2 separate regions of the Homo sapiens genome follow, and region 2 is linked to region 1. A link is an interaction called in ENCODE POLR2A ChIA-PET data of the cell type or tissue named here. Cell type or tissue: PC-9. All regions are shown on one strand. Each heading gives the region's core, and the rest is flanking DNA. Links, peaks and the distances in the headings are about the cores only. Region 1 overlaps SPMIP11 (sperm microtubule inner protein 11). Region 2 overlaps TUBA1B-AS1 (TUBA1B antisense RNA 1).

Region 1 (8,327 bases), core at 105-8,104:
TCTCCCTCGGCCTCCCAAAGTGCTGGGATTACAGGCGTGAGCCGCCACTTAGGGCCCCTCATTGGTTTAAAGGCAGGATGTTGGGGAGAGAAAATGCCTGAGCTATTGTTTTACTAATCTTTCAAAATTATTGGGAGAAAAAAGTATATTGTATATTATCATGCATTATCCCTTTGAGGAATAGTAAGCACAAGCTTTGGCATTTTATTGAACTGGGTTTAAACTGCAAACGAATTCTGTGACTTTAGGCAAGTTCCTTTAACCACAACCTCTCTGAACCATCTGGAAATGGGAATAATACTTTTTAGCACTATTGTCAAGAGAGAACATGTACATTTTAAAAAGCATGTAGCCAGCCTGGGCAACATGGTGAAATCCCATCTATAAAACATACACCTGGGCACAGTGGCTCATGCCTGTAATCCCAGCACTTTAGGAAGACGAGGCGGGCGGATCACTTGAGGTCAGGAGTTCGAGACCAGCCTGTCCAACATGGCGAAACCCCATCTCAACTAAAAATACAAAAAAATGTTAGCCGGGCATAGTGGCAGGCGCCTGTAATCCCAGATACTTGATAGGCTGAGGCAGGAGAATCGCTTGAACCCAGGAGGCAGAGGTTGCAGTGAGCTGAGATGGCACCATTGCACTCCAGCCTGGGGGACACAGCGAGACTCCAAAAAAAAAAAAAAAAAATCGCAGGGCATGGTGGTGCTCGCCTGCAGTCCCAGCTATTCAGGAGGCTCAGGTGGGAGAATCACTTAAGCCTGGCAGGTCAAGGCTGCCATGAGCTGTGATAGTGCTACTGCACTCCAGCCTGGGCAACAGAGCAAGACCCTGTCTTTAAAAAAAAAAAAAAAGCATGTAGGACATCAAAGCATGATGTAAGCTGATAAAAAATACAAATAAAAATAAACATCACATAGCGTATGATGCCATTTATATAACATTCTTTTTTTTTTTTTTTTTTTTTTTTAGATAGGGTCTCACTCTGTTGCCCAGGCTGAGTACAATGGTGCAATTATAGCTCACTACAGTCTCAAATTCCTGGCTCAAGTGATCTTTCCACCTCAGCCTCCTGAGTAGCTGAGACTACAGGCATGTGCCACTATGCCCAGCTCTTTTTTTTTTTTTTTAATAGAGACAAGGTCTGGCTATCTCCCACACAGCGATCCTCCTGCCTCAGCCCCACAAAGTGCTGGAATTACAGGTGTGAGCCACCATGCCAGGCCTTATAATACTCTTATATGACATTCTTATATAACACTCTTATAACATTCTTTTTTTTTTTTTTTTTTTTTTTTTGAGACGGAGTCTCTCTCACTCTGTCTCCCAGGCTGGAGTGCAGTGGCGCGATCTCGGCTCACCACAAGCTCTGCCTCCCGGGTTCATGCCATTCTCCTGCCTCAGCCTCCCGAGTAGCTGGGACTACAGGCGCCTGCCACCATGCCCGGCTAATTTTTTGTATTTTTAGTAGAGACAGGGTTTCACCGTGTTAGCTAGAATGGTCTCGATCTCCTGACCTCATGATCCGCCCACCTCGGCCTCCCAAAGTGCTGGGATTACAGGCGTGAGCCACCCCGCCCAGCTTTTTTTTTTTTTTTTTTTTTTTTTTTTTGAGACGGAATCTTGCTCTGTCGCCCAGGCTGGAGTGCAATGGTGCGATCTCGGCTCACTGCAACCTCTGCCTCCCAGGTTCAAGCGATTCTCCTGTCTCAGCCTCCTAAGTAGCTGGGATTACAGGCACCCGCCACCATGCCTGGCTAATTTTTGTATTTTTAGTAGAGACGAGGTTTCACCATATTGGTCAGGCTGGTCTTGAACTCCTGACCTCAGGTGATCCACCTGCCTCGGCCTCCCAAAGTGCTGGAATTACGGGCGTGAGCCACTGCATCCGGCTCTTATAACATTCTTAAAATGACAAGATTACAGAAATGAAGAACAGATCACTGATTTCCAAAGCGGGGCAGTGGGGGAGGGTGGCTATAAAATGCCAGCTCCAGGATGGGTGGTGATGGAACTGTTCTGTATCAATATATTCAATATATTAATATCATGTTGTGGTAGTGTCCCATAGTTTTGTAAGCTGTAACCATTGTGGGGAAGAGTAAAAGGTACACATGATTTCCCTGTTTTTGTTTTTGTTTTTAATAGAGACAGGGTCTTGCTATGTTGCCCAGGCTGGTCTTGAACTCCTGGGCTCAAGTGATCCTCCCAAAGTGCTGGGATTACAGGCATGAGCCACTGCACCTGGTTTCCCCGTATTATTCATTACAACTGTATGTGAACCTATAATTATAACAAAATTAAAGTTTAAAACCTAAAATACTTTCAGAAATCAAAACAGGCACATGTGGAAAGAGGGGTAGTAAGTTATTTCTAATAGCAAAACTTTAACATTTTTCCATTTTTATCTATTCGAGACAGAATCTTGCTCTGTTGCCCAGGCTGGAGTGCAGTGGCACAATCATGGCTCACTGCAGCCTCAACAACCTCCCAGGCTCAAACGATCCTTCCCACCTCAGCTTCCTGAGCAGCTGGTACTACAGGCGTGCACCATCACACTGGGCTAATTTTTGTATTTTTTGTAGAAATGGGGTTTCAACATGTTGCCTGGGCTGGTTCTGGAAGTCCTGGGCTGGAGTGATCCATCTGCCTCTTAAAGTGCTGGGATTACAGGTGTGAGCCACTGCACCCAGCCTCTAATAGCAAAACTTTTTAATAGCTTATTATTAATTAATAGAAAAATAAGCCAAAAATGTAACATCTACTCAATGAATTATTAGGGATTTTAAAAAAATTATTATAAACACTATATAGCAATCCAGAATATTAGGCTATAATTCTAAGTTTTAAAAATATACAAATTTTATACTGGTAGAATTAGACTTATCCAAATAAATAGTAAAAGTACTTTTTTTTTTTTTTTTTGAGACAGTCTCGCTCTGTCGCCCTGGCTGGAGTGCAGTGGCACGATCTCAGCTCACTGCAACCTCCATCTCTCGGGTTCAAGCAATTCTCCTGCCTCATCCTACTGAGTAGCTGCGATTACAGGCACCCCCCACGATGCCCTGCTAATTTTTGTATTTTTAGTAGAGATGGGTTTCACCATGTTGGCCAGGCTGGTCTCAAACTTCTGACCTCAAGTAATCCACCTGCCTCGGCCTCTAAAAGTGCCGGGATTACAGGCATGAGCCACCTCACTCGGCCAAAAGTACTTTTTTTTTTTTTTGAGATGGAGTTTCCCTCTTATTGCCCCAGCTGGAGTGCAGTGGCACAATCTTGGCTCACCGCAACCTCTGCCTCCTGGGTTCAAGTGATTCTCCTGCCTCAGCCTCCTGAGTAGCTGGGATTACAGGCATGCACCACCACGCCCGGCTAATTTTTGTATTTTTTTTTTTAGTAGAGACGGGGTTTCTCCATGTTGGTCAGGCTGGTCTCGAACTCCCGACCTCAGGTGATCTGCCTGCCTCGGCCTCCCAAAGTGCTGGAATTACAGGCGTGAGCCACCGTGCCCAGCCCAAAAGTACTTTTTCAAACAGCATCAAAGTCTGATATTATTACAAAAATTTAAGAATATTTAATACCACATTTAGAACATAATAGGCACTAGATAAATTACATCTATTAATAGCATCTAAATGTGAGGTGGTATTAGTTAGGTTTCAGAGAATTACTTGGAGTGAGCAAAGGAAGCCATTTTTTCCAAGAGGAGGGAAGAGAATGAGGATGATTAAGCCAAGAAGAAAGAAAAATAATAGATCAGTGGACCCCATCTTACACATTTCCCAAGTGGGTTGACCACTTGTTTTTCTACCATCTTAGCACTTGGGGAAAGCTCTCTTGGAGATGGGCTTACTAGCAGCAGGAAGAACCAAGACTGATTCATTTGACCATGAAGGGTGTGAGATGCTAGAATCCGGAAGTGAAGCAGGGTGTGGTGACCACACTCCCAGGACCTCTCAGCACCTGGTCCGGCCAAGCAGTTGCTGGGCTGGGCTGGGCTATTGCTGCCCTGAGGCAGAACAGTGAGCAGAGAACTTGAAGGAATTAGATAACCTGCCCTTCCCCCCACCCATTCAGTTCCCAATCAGGTCTTCAGAATCCCCTTGACTGATGCTCAGAACTTCAGCTTCTGGTGGTCCCATGATCCAGGAGTGCGTCCAGAGGAAACCATGCCATGGATCCGGAGCCCACGCCATTGTCTCATAAAAAGCGCGATGACCAGGTTAGGCTGGGAGGGGTAAGGGTGGGGAGGTCAAGGGAAGTACTCCTTCCCTTCACTTTAATTCTTAGAGATTATTTCATCTCCGGTCAGTTAGGGAATTAGGAGAGATTTGAGTCTTACCAGAGAAAACTGGCCCCAGAATTTGGGCCGTGATGACATTCAAAGGAGTTAGAGATTTGTCTGTGTCTTTGTGTTCCTCTTTGTGGGTGTGACTTCTGAGCTAGTGCAAAACAAGTGTCCATAGTAATCCTGTGGCAGCCCAATGCTGCCTTCGTCGCTACCTCTCCACCCCTCAAATCACCATCCATTGGCAGTAGCCTCTGCCACCCAGGTTCAAGCAATTCTCCTGCATTAGCTCCCGAGTAGCTGGGATTACAGGCACCCGCCACCGTGACCGGCTAATTTTTGTATTTTTAGTAGAGACGAGGTTTCACCATCTTGGCCAGGCTGGTCTTGAACTCCTAACCTTGTGATCCACCCGCCAGGGCCTCCCAAAGTGCTGGGATTACAGGCGTGAGCCACCGCGCCCAGCCTCTTGGGAGCTATTTTTAAGGATCTCCTGCTCTCCAGCCTGGCCTGGCTGAATCTCTCTCTGAATCTCTTCTTTCCAGGTTTATGGATCACTCTATTCTCAATGACAGGACCTTCAGTCTGTATTAAGAAGATATGGCTGCAGAAAGACAAGATGAATTGTGGCAAGAGTGCAGAGGGGGAAAGAAGGAGGTTTCCCAGTTCCGATGGCTGACTAATGGGAGGAGGAGATGGAGAAAGCACAGTAAACAGACTGGACTAAAAGTTGCTTGTGTGCACGGGGGGAGCTGTGGGGTCAGGATGGGAGTGATTCCAGTGTCCAGATTGTTGTGAGAGCTGCTGTGTGGGAGATTCCTGAATAAGCCAGACCTTGGAGTGAGAGGTCTGTGAGGGGCCAAGGCACTGGAAAGAACCGCCGGCTTCATGCATGGCAGGGGTCACACACAAATCTGGGAAGGCACACACTGGAGCTCATGATGCTGAAAGGCCTTGAGTAGTCACACTCTGAAGATACTGCAGCTTCTCCTTAGCAGGGAGAAAGCCACAGGAAGTCCTCTGACCACAGACAAGAGGCCCACGGAGCCCTGGGGCAGGAGGTCGCCTCCTACACCAGGCTCTGTCACTTCTGACCCACCCAGGGCCCAGAACAGCTACAGAGAACAGAGAATTTTACAAAGAGTTTGATTTTATTGATATTTAAATATATTAAATATTTCACTGAAATACATGGTTCACCATCCTCCCCCACCCCCACAGTGGTTACATTATAAAACCAAAGCCCACGGCCTCCCACCTCCTGACTCCTCTACCAACTGGGTGAGGAAAGGGACAATGGTAGCCCAGGGGAAGGGCATGGCTGGCACTGTGGTACGGGGATCCAGGGTGTGGACAGGCCCTCCCACCTGGCAAGAAGCAGAGACAAGCCACCCAAGGCTGAGGTCTTCCCACTCTGATCTACTTATACCCTCACCCCTACCCCATGGCACCAAGTAGTCTCTTCCTATCCCTTCCTATCCAGGGATATGGCTGGGGACAGGGGAGTAGATTTTCTGTCTGGAAAACAAGTCTTTTCCCCTCCTTCTGCCATGACTAATGAAGTACCTGATGGCCCATTTGGTTGATGCATGAAGATGCCCAAGGGAGGCATTACCCAGAAACCAGGCCTCCACAGGGAGCTGGTGTCAGAAGGGGCATGAGGAGGGGCAAGTGCACTGCCTGCCCCTTCCACTCCCAAACCTAGCAACTCTGGAAACCCTTCTCCTCTGCCTCTCTAGTCATTTCCAAGACAAAGTGATCTTCAAGCAAAATTCAGGCTAGTGCCTTTGGCTTAAATAGGTACAGACAGAGAAACTGAGGCACCAACAAATTCAGGCCAGAGTCAAGGAGGTTGCAGGGAAAGGGGTAAAAGGAAGGCAAAGACAGGAAGGGAATCTAGAGTTCAACCTCCTAACCCTTCTGCCAGCCCTCAAGGCTTCACAAGGGACTGGGGAGCTAGAAACATGCTAGACTCAGGCTGAAGGCTGGGGAAAGCCAAGTTTAAGGTTCCTCTTCCCCACCCCGTAGTACCAGTATCCAGGTCCTCAGAGGGATTCCATGCTACCCCAGCCCCAAAGCATACCATGTCCCAGGACACTATCTGGGGAAGCCAGGAAATTCCTCAGCCTCTGTCCATCAAACCCCAGACAGTTCAAGTGCTGGCATGGAGCACTGGGGCTTAAGCAAGCGCTTGGGTCCCTGCCACAGACAGGGAGAGTCATGCTGCACACATGGCCCCCGAACGGCACTTAGGGATTTGGCACAAAAAGGACTCCTCTCCCTCCTTTTGCTACCACACCCCATCCCACTCCTGTGCAACCTGGGCATCTCTCTACATCCCCTGAAGTAGGAAACCCTGCTTTATTCCCAGAAGACAGAGGCCCACAGGAGAGAGGCAACCTGGGGTGGAGAGCTGAGGAGCAGGAGCACAAGGACTCACATAGACCTGGAAAACAGATATGCACACAAAGACCAACATGCACACACAGTTACACAAACACACGGGCCCTCCCCAACACCAGAGACTTGGGAGGGCAGGTTTGGGATCAGGGTCACCTTTCTCCATGCCCTGACCCTTTTCTATTTGGCAACAGAAGAGGAAGAGATGCTCCATGCCCCCTTGTCAGCAGACAGCAAGAGAGCACTGGGGCAGAGTGACCTGATCTGGACCCCGACGGGGTCCTCAGATCAGAGTCTGGCACTGCCCCAGCCCTGGCCGGCCTGCTCTTTGGCACCTGCAGGTGAACTTCCAGCTCCTGACCTGACATCCCCACACACAGGCTTGCTCTCTGAGCATTTTTCACAGTACCAGTGAGGCCAGACACCCCGTTCCCTGGAGCGTGCAGGAACTGGGGCTAAATCTAAGCTGTCAGAGGTCCCTTTGTTCCCCTTTGGGGACAGATCATGGGACTAAGATTTGGCACATGGAAACATTCTCCTGAAATATGGCCAAAGCTGGCTCCCCAGAGCTTCTCCCTCCTCTGCTCTGTGCATAGGAGGGACACCTGGCTGGGGTGGGGAAGTGCCCAGGACCAGTGCTGGGGATGCAGGTATTGCAAAGGCAAGCATGGAATAGGCACTCCTCATGCCTGTCTTTGTACAAAATATTGTACAAAATATTCCCAGGAAAAAAGAGGGAAAAGAAGGGCTCAGCCCTGAACCTGCTGCCCAGACAGACAGGGAAGGGTAGGCATGGCAAGCTGCCATTTTAATCCCTCAGGCAAGAGGCCTCCCTCTGCTTCTGCTACTGACCCCTCCCCTGCTCCCAAAGGCTGGAAGATTGGAGAGGGAACAGCCCTACCCCAAGTAAGAAAGAAAGTCACTTGCATAATCCTCTCGGTAGGTAGCCCCTTGTTTTCCAGCTTGAGGGCAGACGAGCATGATCCAAGCACAGCCTGCTGGGATGTTCCCTTTTGTGGTTAGCAGGGTCTGGAGGCTCAGTGCCCCCTGCCACAGCTCCACCCAGTGAGCACAGAGTCCACTCAATGCCCACCTTGGTCCCTTCAGCTGAATTTGTGGCTGGGCCCTGTTAACTGCTGGGGCCCCCATTGAGGAAGTAGGTGGTCATCTCCCCCTTGCCCTTCACCTTGACCACCCCTCGACACTCCAGCTGGTAGCCCTTGGCAGCTAGAACCTGGTACAGGTCCGTGGTCACCTGGGGGAGTGGGAGGGGAGCCCGCTTAGCCTGGAATCCTTCCTGCTGCATTTGCAGGGGCCCAGGGGTTCTCTAGTCAGGCTAGCTCCCTTCCCCCAGTCCCTGCCCCACCATACACAGAACACTAGCCACCCTACCCCTGTCCTAGCAGACTGCAGAGACACCTGTGGAAGCCCTCCGGGCCCATGTTCCTCCCAGCCCCTGCTCATATCCCCCTCACCTGGATTCGGTCGGGGACCCCCGTGCTGTCCATACGACTAGAGACATTCACTGTGTTCCCCCAGATGTCATACTGTGGCTTCCGAGCCCCGATGACACCTGCCACGACTGGGCCCATGTTCAGCCCTGAGGTGGAGAGAACAGCAAGAGACTAGTGGATGC
Region 2 (8,327 bases), core at 244-8,243, 380 kb after region 1:
TGCCACCACACCCTGCTAATTTTTAAATTTTTTGTAGAGATGAGGTCTTGCCACGTTGTTCAGGCTGGTCTTGAGCTCCTGAGCTGAAGTGATTGTCCCACTTCAGCCTCCCAACATGCTGGGATTATAGGTATGCGCCACTGCTCCTGGCCTTATTCATTTTCAAATGTTGAACCAGCCTTGTATACCTGGGATAAATTCCACTTGGTCTTGGTATATAATTCTTTTTATCCAGTGTTGGATTTGATTTTCTGATATTTAATTAAGGATTTTTGCATCTATGTCCATGCAAATATTGGTCTGTAGTTTTCTTTTTTCTTTTTTTTTTTTTTGTAGTATCTGTCTGGTTTTGGTATTACGGTAACACTGATCTCATAGAATGAGTTAGGGAATAATCCCTCTGCTTCTTTCTTCTTAAAGAGATGGTATAAAATTGGGATAATGTTTCCCCTAAAAGTTTGGTAGAATTCAAATTAGCTAGGCATGGTGGCATACGCCTGTAATCCCAGCTACTCAGGAGGTTGAGGCAGGAGAATCACTTGAACCCAGAAGGCAGAGGTTGCAGTGAGCCAAGATTGCACCACTGCACTCCGGGCTGGGGAACAGAGCAAGACTCCATCTCAAAATAAATAAATAAATGTTTGGTAGAATTCATCAGTTAACCCATCTGGGCCTGGTGCTTTCTGTTTGGGAAGGTTATTAATTATTGATTCAATTATTATTATTATTATTTGAGACGGAGTCTCGCTCTGTCACCCAGGCTGGAGTGCAGTGGCGCGATCTCAGCTCACTGCAACCTCTGCCTCCTGGGTTCAAGCAATTCTCCTGCCTCAGCCACCCGAGTAGCTGGGACTACAGGTGCGTGCCACCATGCCCAGCTAATTTTTTGTATATTTAGTAGAGATGGGGTTTCACCGTGTTAGCCAGGATGGTCTCGATCTCCTGACCTCATGATCTGCCCACCTCAGCCTCCCAAAGTGCTGGGATTACAGGCATGAGCCACCGCGCCCAGCCGATTCAGTTCTTTAATAGATATAGAGCTGTTCAAATTGTCTTTCTTCTTATGTGAATTTGGCAGATTGTGTCTTTCAAGGAATTTGTCTATTTCATCTAGGTTATCAAATCTGTGCACATAGAGTTTTCCTTTATTTTCCCTTTAATGTTCATGGAATCTGTAATTATGTCCTCTCTTTTATTTCTTTTTCTGTTGTTTTGAGACGGAGTCTCGCTCTGTCACCCAGGCTGGAGTGCAGTGGTGTGATCTTGGCTCACTGCAACCTCCTCCTCCCAGGTTCAAGTAACGCTCCTGCCTCAGCCTCCCGCGTAGCTGGGGCTACAGCATACGCCACCACACCCAGCCAATTTTTGTATTTTTTGATAGAGATGCGGTTTTAACATGTGGGCCAGGCTGGTCCTGAACTCCTGACCTCAAGTGATCCACCTGCCTCAGCCTACTAAAGTGCTGGGATTACAGGCATGAGCCACCACACCCAGCCTTTTATTTCTTTTTTATTACTTTTTTGTAGAGATGAAGCCTCGCTATGTTGCCCAGATTGGCGTGCAGTGGCTATTCACAGATGTGATAATCATATACTGCAGCCTTGAACTCCTGGGCTCAAGGGATCCTCCTGCCTCAGCCTGTAAAGTAACTGGAACTATAGGTGTGCCACCTTGCCCAGCTCCTTCACTTTAAAAAAAAAAAGTTTAATTTTAATTTTGTAGAGATGAGGTCTTGCCATGTTGCCCAGGCTGGGCTTGAACTCTTAGCATCTAGTCATCCTCCCACTTTGGCCTCCCAAAGGCCTGGGATTATAGACATGAACCACTATGCTCAGCCTCCTTTACTTTTTTTTTTTTTTTTTTGAGACAGAGTCTCGCTCTGTCGCCCAGGCTGGAGTGCAGTGGCACAATCTCGGCTCACTGCAAGCTCTGCCTCCTAGGTTCACGGCATTCTCCTGCCTCAGCCTCCCAAGTAGCTGGGACTACAGGTGCCCGCCACCATGCCTGGCTAATTTTTTTGTATTTTTAATAGAGACGGGGTTTCACCGTATTAGCCAGGATGGTCTCGATCTCCTGACCTTGTGATCCACCCGCCTCGGCCTCCCAAAGTGCTGGGATTACAGGCGTGAGCCACCGCGCCCGGCCTCCTTTACTTTTTTTATCTAGTTTCTCCTACAGATCTATAAAGAGTTGTTGGCAGCTCTAGATGCACTGCCTATGACTTAGCCCTGCTCTGCATGGAGCAGTTAAAAAAAAAAAAAAGGAGCTGTTGATTTTTTAGTTTGTTCAGCTTTTACTTGTTGTTATCATGGAGTGGTGACTTCCGAGCTTCTTTTCTGCTGGTCTGGAAACTGGATGTGTATATCTTTTCAAAGCAGTAACAAGAAGGTCAATGAGGCCAGAGCAGAGTAGTGAGTGAGGGGGAGAGCGTTATGAAATGAGATTGGAGAGGTAGCCAGGGTCTAGCTCATGTAATAGTGTTATTAGGCATGGAGAGATTTTGTGTTTTATTCTAAAAATAATGAGAAGCTATTAGATAGTTTTGAGCAAAGGTGTGACATGTTCTATTTTAGGTTTTAAGAGCATTGCTCTGGCTTTTGTGAGAGTAAACCACAGGAGGTTAAGAGTGGAAGAAGGAAGATGAACTAGAAGGGAATGGGCAGTAATGCAAATAAGAGATGATAGTGGCTTGAATCAAGGTGATATTGTTGAGGTGGTAAGAAGTGGTGGAAATGTGAGTTGTTTTGTTTTGTTTTGTTTTGTTTTTGAGATGGAGTCTTGCTCTGTCACCCAGGCTGGAGTGCAGTGGTGTGATCTCGGCTCACTGCAATCTCTGCCTCCCAGGTTCAAGTGATTCTCCTGCCTCAGCCTCCCAAGTAGCTGGGACTACAGGCGTGTGCCACCACGCCCGGCTAATTTTTTTTTTTTTTTTTTTTAAGTAGATGTGGGGTTTCACCGTGTTAGCCAGGATAGTCTTGATCTCCTGACTTCGTGATCTGCCTGCCTTGGCCTCCCAAAGTGCTGGGATTATAGGCTTGAGCCACCACGCCCAGCCTTCTGAGTATATTTTGAAGACAGAACTGACAGGATTTATTAAGAAGTTGGCTGTGAGAAAGAAAGAGAGGAGTCAGTCATGACCCCTAGATTTTTGGTCTGAGCAACACTGGGGAATACTAAAGGAGGAACAGGTGTAGAGAAATGGAAAGAATCAAAAGTTCAGTTTTGGACATGTTAAGTTTGAGATGCAGTGGGTTAAATATAAGTAGAGATGTTGATTAGGCAGTAATAGTTGGTTAAAAAGTGCAGAGGGGAGGTCGTGTTGGAGATAAATTTAGAAGTCATCAGTATAGAAAGTGGATAAGATCACCTGGGGAACGGGGGAGATCCAACCGGGCGCAGTGGCTCATGCCTGTAATCCCAGCACTTTGGGAAGACCAGGCGGGCGGATCACAAAGTCAGGAGTTCGAGACAAGCCTGGCCAACATAGTGAAACCCCGTCTCTACTAAAATTACAAAATTTAGCTGGGCATGGTGGCATGCGCCTATAGTCCCAGCTACTTGGGAGGCTGAGGCAGGAGAATCGCTTGAACCCGGGAGGCGGAGGTTGTGGTGAGCTGAGATTGTGCCATTGCACTCCAGCCTGGGCAACAGAGCGAGACTGTCTGAAAAAAAAAAAAAAAAAAGGAAGAGGTCCAAGGACTGAACCCCAGAGCACTCTAACTTATAAAAATTAGGAACAGGATCTAGTAGTGTAAAGTAAAAGGAGCAGACAGTGATGTTGGAAGTTAATAATGGCCTGGGTGCAGTGGTTCACACCTATAATACCAGCACTTGGGGAGGCCAAGGTGGGAGGATTGCTTGAGCCCAGGAGTTAGAGACCAGCTCTGGCAACACAGGGAGATCCCTTCTTTACAACAAATACAAAAATTAGCCAGGCGTGGTGGTGTGCACCTGTAGTACCGATTACTTGGGAGGCTGACATAGGAGCCCACGAGGTGAAGGCTGCAGTAAGTTGTGATCGCGCCACTGCATTCCAGCCTGGGTAACAGAGCAAGACCGTGTTTCCAAAAAAATAGAAGAAAGAAAATAATGAAGAGTTTAGTATTCTGGAAACCAAATGAAGAAAGTGTTTCAAGCAGGAGCAGGTGATAACTCTGCTTTTTGAACTGTGCTTTCTGGGAGGCTGGGTAACATGGGGTCTGAGAATCAGCTGTTAGATTTCACTGGTGACCTGGGCAAGAGTGGCTTCAGTGGAGCAGTAAGGATGAATTAAGGCCTTATTGGTGTAAGTTCAAGAGATGATTCATGACAAGGAAGTGGAGGAAGGAGAATTTAAAAACTTTTTTGAGGATTTTTGCTTTAAGGGGTTAGAAAGAAGAGTAATAACCAGGAGAGCTGGATAGGGATGTTCAATAAAAGGCGGGGTTTTCTTTTTGTTTTTGTTTCTAAGGTGGGAGCTATTTTAGAATATTTGTTTGCTAATGAGAAAAAAAAAACAAAAGGTAAAATCCATGTTGTGGGGAAAAGGAGCAAAGCTTTAGAGTAGTGAAATGGAAAGGCACCCAGTGCACCATGGAGGGGTTCACCTTGGAAAGGAGCACAGTATTCACCTGCTGACACACAGGAGGAAGCCAGAATTCGAGGAGCGATTAATCGGTTGGCAGTTAGATTTAGTGGTGGAATCTGTGGAATTTCTCTTCTGATTATTTCTGTTTTTCTCCTCTACTGCAGTGAACTAGAAAATGGGTAATTTCAGCCAGGGATGGTGGCATACAGTGGTGCCTTTCAGCTACTCGGGAGGCTAAGGCAGGAGGATCCTTTGGGCCCAGGAGTTTGAGTCCAGTCTGGGCAACATAGCAAAACCTCATCCTTTTTTTTTTTTTTTTTTTTTGAGACGGAGTTTCGCTCTTGTTGCCTAGGCTGGAGTGCAATGGCGTGATCTCGGCTCACCGCAACCTCTACCTCCCGGGTTGAAGCGATTCTCCTGCTTCAGCCTCCCGAGTAGCTGGGATTACAGGCATGTGCCACCACACCTGGCTAATTTTGTATTTTTAGTAGAGACAGGGTTTCTCCATGTTGGTCGGGCTGGTCTCGACCTCCCGACATCACGTGATCTGCCCGCCTCAGCATCCGAAAGTGCTGGGATTACAGATGTGACCTATCGTGCCCAGCCGCTAAACCTCATCTTTAAAAAAGAAGAACAAAATAGGTAATCTTTCCTAATTCTCCCTCTTTTCCTTAGTAACAGAACCCTGATTTCTTTGGGAACAGGGTGCCCAGCTTCTGTTCCAACTGATGGGGTCCATGTGACTAAGTTCTGGTGAAATGTTAGTGGAAGTTGTTTGGTGGGGCTGCTGATAAAGTTTCTAAAACAGGATTGATAAGATTGAGCTAGTGTCATTGGCCCTTTCTTTTTCTTTTTTTTTTTTTTTTTTTTTTTTGCCTAGAACATGGACAAGATGGCTGGGGTCCTGTGGAGTTCTAGTAATCTTCTTACGATAATAAAGCAACCTTATGCCATATGATATGCTAAGGATGGAGGAAGATAGAGTCTAGGTGCCTGATGACAACATGGAGCTGTCAAGCCCTGCATTGCCTCCCCCTGGACGTCTCATTATGGGAGAAAATGAAGCAATTTGTTTAAGCCACACTGATCTTTTTTCCTATTTTTCTTTTTCTTTTGTTGAGTGTGTGTTTGTGTCTGTTATTTACAGCTGATTGTAAGTCATAACTGATGTGGTAGTGGGACTGTGTAAGTTTTGTCTTCTGATGTTTTTCTTTTTTTTTTTCTTCTTCAGTGAAACAGGGATGGGGAGATCATTAGCTAAATGTAAGGATTGGGGAAGGAGTGTGGGAGGTTTGTGGAGAGAGAATGTGTGAAATGTGGGAAGTTTGTGGAGAGAGAATTTGTGAAATAGTTATCTCTGAATGGTAGAGTAAATTAAGTAGGGAGAGGTAGTAGGTCATTCAGACATCTGTGGTTGTAAATATAAAATGAGATCAGTCATCTGGGTTGTATTTTTCCCTAGTCAGGTTTACCTGCTCAGGAGAAGGTATAAACCTGATAGTGAATTGGGTTTAACCAGGATTTATATTTTGCTAAAGCCATTGTGTCACCATTTGTGAAATAGAAGAAGATACTGTAGAGTCACTAAGAAGACAGTTGACTGAATGGATTTATAAAAACATGTAGCCGGGCACAGTGGCTCATGCCTGTAATCCCAGCACTTTGGGAGGCCGAGGCGGGCAGATCACGAGGTGAGGAGATCGAGACCATCTTGGCTAACACGGTGAAACCCCCTCTCTACTAAAGAAAAAAAAAAAAATTAGCCGGGCGTGGTGGCAGGCGCCTGTAGTCCCAGCTACTCAGAAGGCTGAGGCAGGAGAATGATGTGAACCCAGGAGGTGGAGCTTGCAGTGAGCCAAGATCACGCCACTGCACTACAGCCTGGGTGACAGAGCGAGACTCTGTCTCAAAAATAAATAAATAAATAAATAAAATAAATAAAAATATATACAAACATGTAATTGCTGGCCAGGCATGGTGGCTCACGCCTGTAATCCTAGCACTTTGGGAGACTGAGGCGGTGGATTGCCTGAGCTCAGGAGTTTGAGACCAGCCTGGGCAACACGGTGAAACCCCATCTCTACTGAAATACAAAAAATTAGCCAGGCGTAGTGGCATGTGCCTTTAGTCCCAGCTACTTGGGAGGCTGAGGCAGGAGAATTGCTTGAACCTGGGAGGTGGAGGTTGCAGTGAGCCAAGATCGTGCCACTGCATTCCAGCCTGGGCAACAGAGTAAGACTCTGTCTCAAAAAAAGAAACAAACAAACAAAAAACATGTAATTAATAAAAGCAGTAGACTTGAAAGCAAAACTTTACACATATTTTTTGAATAGGTAAAGTTCCCATGGTTCAAACATTGAAGAGGTAAAAAGATACACAGACATACCTTACTTTATTGCACTTCACTTTACTGAACTTGTTTTGTTTTGTTTTGTTTTTCTTTTGAGACAGTTTCGCTCTTGTTGCCCAGGCTGGAGTACAGTCGTGTGATCTCGGCTCACTGCAACCTCTGCCTCCTGGGTTCAATCTCTTCTCCTGCCTCAGCCTCCCAAGTAGCTGGGACTACAGGCACTTGCCACCACGCCCGGCTAATTTTTGTATTTTTGGTAGAGACAGTGTTTCACCACGTTGGCCAGGCTGGTCTCGAACTTCTGACCTCAAGTGATCGGCCTGCCTCGGCCTCCCAAAGTGCTGGGATTACAGGCTTAAGCCACCGTGCCCGGCCCTTTTTATTTTTTTTGAGACAGAGTTTCGCTCTTGTTGCCCAGGCTGGAGTGCAATGACGCAATCTTGGCTCACCGCAACCTCCGCCTCCCTGGTTCAAGGATTATCCTGCCTCAGCCTCCCAAGTAGCTGGGATTACAGGTGTGAGCCACTGTGTCTGGCCCACTTTACTGAACTTCACAGATGATGAGAGTTTTCTCTTTCTTTTTTTTTTTTAAAACGTATTGAAGGTTTATGGCAACCCTGCATCAAGCAAGTCTGTTAGCACCATTTTTCCAACAGCATTTGCTCACTTCATGTCTCTGTGTCACATTTTGGTAATTTTCATAATATATAAAAATTTTTCATTACAGGCTGGGTGTAGTGGCTCACACCTGTAATCCTAGCACTTTGGGAGGCCAAGGCAGGCGGATCTCCTGAAGTCAGGAGCTCAAGACCAGCCTAGCCAACATGGCGAAACCCCATCTCTACCAAAAATACAAAATTAGCTGGGTGTGGTGACACACGCCTGTAATCCCAGCTACTTGGGAGTCTGAGGCAGGAGAATCGCTTGAACCCAGAAGGCGGAGGTTGTGGTGAGCCGAGATCGTGCCATTGCACTCCAGCCTGGGAGACAAAGCGACATCTCAAAAAAAAAAAAAAAAAAAAGCTTTTTTATTATTATTGTATTTGTTATGGTGATCTGTGATTAGTAATCTTTGATGTTACTATTGTAATGGTTTTGGAGTGCCACAAACATAAGATCACGTGACAGTGACCTTAATATATAAATGTGTGTGTTGTGATTGTTCTACTGACCAGCCATTTCCTGTCTCCCTCTTCTTATGCCTCCCTGTTAAATTAGACACAACAACATTGAAATCAGACCAATTAATAACCCTACAGTGGTCTCTGAGAGAGGCTAACAGCTAATCCTCTTGTGCTAAACAGCCAAATTGTGAATGCAAAGGAAAAGTTCTCAAAGGAAATTAAAAGTGCTACTCCAGTGAACACATGAATGATAAGAAAGTGAAACAGTCCGGGCGTGGTGGGTCAC

Evidence for each region. ChIA-PET counts read pairs that join two places held together with the same protein. Peaks named below come from ENCODE experiments on the same cell type or tissue, not always from the same donor. Only the 100,000 strongest peaks of a DNase experiment are listed, where the experiment ranks them.
Region 2: POLR2A ChIA-PET joins it to region 1 with 9 read pairs; 2 of 35 experiments call an interaction of 5 or more read pairs at or near these places.

Annotation. Positions count from the first base shown.
Region 1 is chr12:48,760,771-48,769,097 of GRCh38, forward strand. SPMIP11 (sperm microtubule inner protein 11) reads left to right here. Exons shown (of 4, transcript NM_001351123.2): 3 at 4,081-4,225; 4 at 4,837-5,020. The coding sequence ends at 4,885. It overlaps ADCY6 (adenylate cyclase 6), which reads right to left. Exons shown (of 22, transcript NM_015270.5): 21 at 8,167-8,291; 22 at 5,424-7,946. The coding sequence ends at 7,821. Among named protein-coding and RNA genes, the nearest start is that of MIR4701, 7.1 kb to the right of the region's middle. RefSeq lists enhancers at 5,276-5,375, 6,756-7,335, 7,336-7,916. In PC-9, for the core only: no CTCF peak of the experiment used is centred there; a DNase peak (open chromatin) is centred at 3,941; H3K27ac peaks cover 1,216 bases.
Region 2 is chr12:49,142,216-49,150,542 of GRCh38, forward strand. TUBA1B-AS1 (TUBA1B antisense RNA 1) reads left to right here. Exons shown (of 2, transcript NR_183484.1): 2 at 5,448-5,648. Among named protein-coding and RNA genes, the nearest start is that of TUBA1B-AS1, 15 kb to the left of the region's middle. In PC-9, for the core only: no CTCF peak of the experiment used is centred there; no DNase peak of the experiment used is centred there.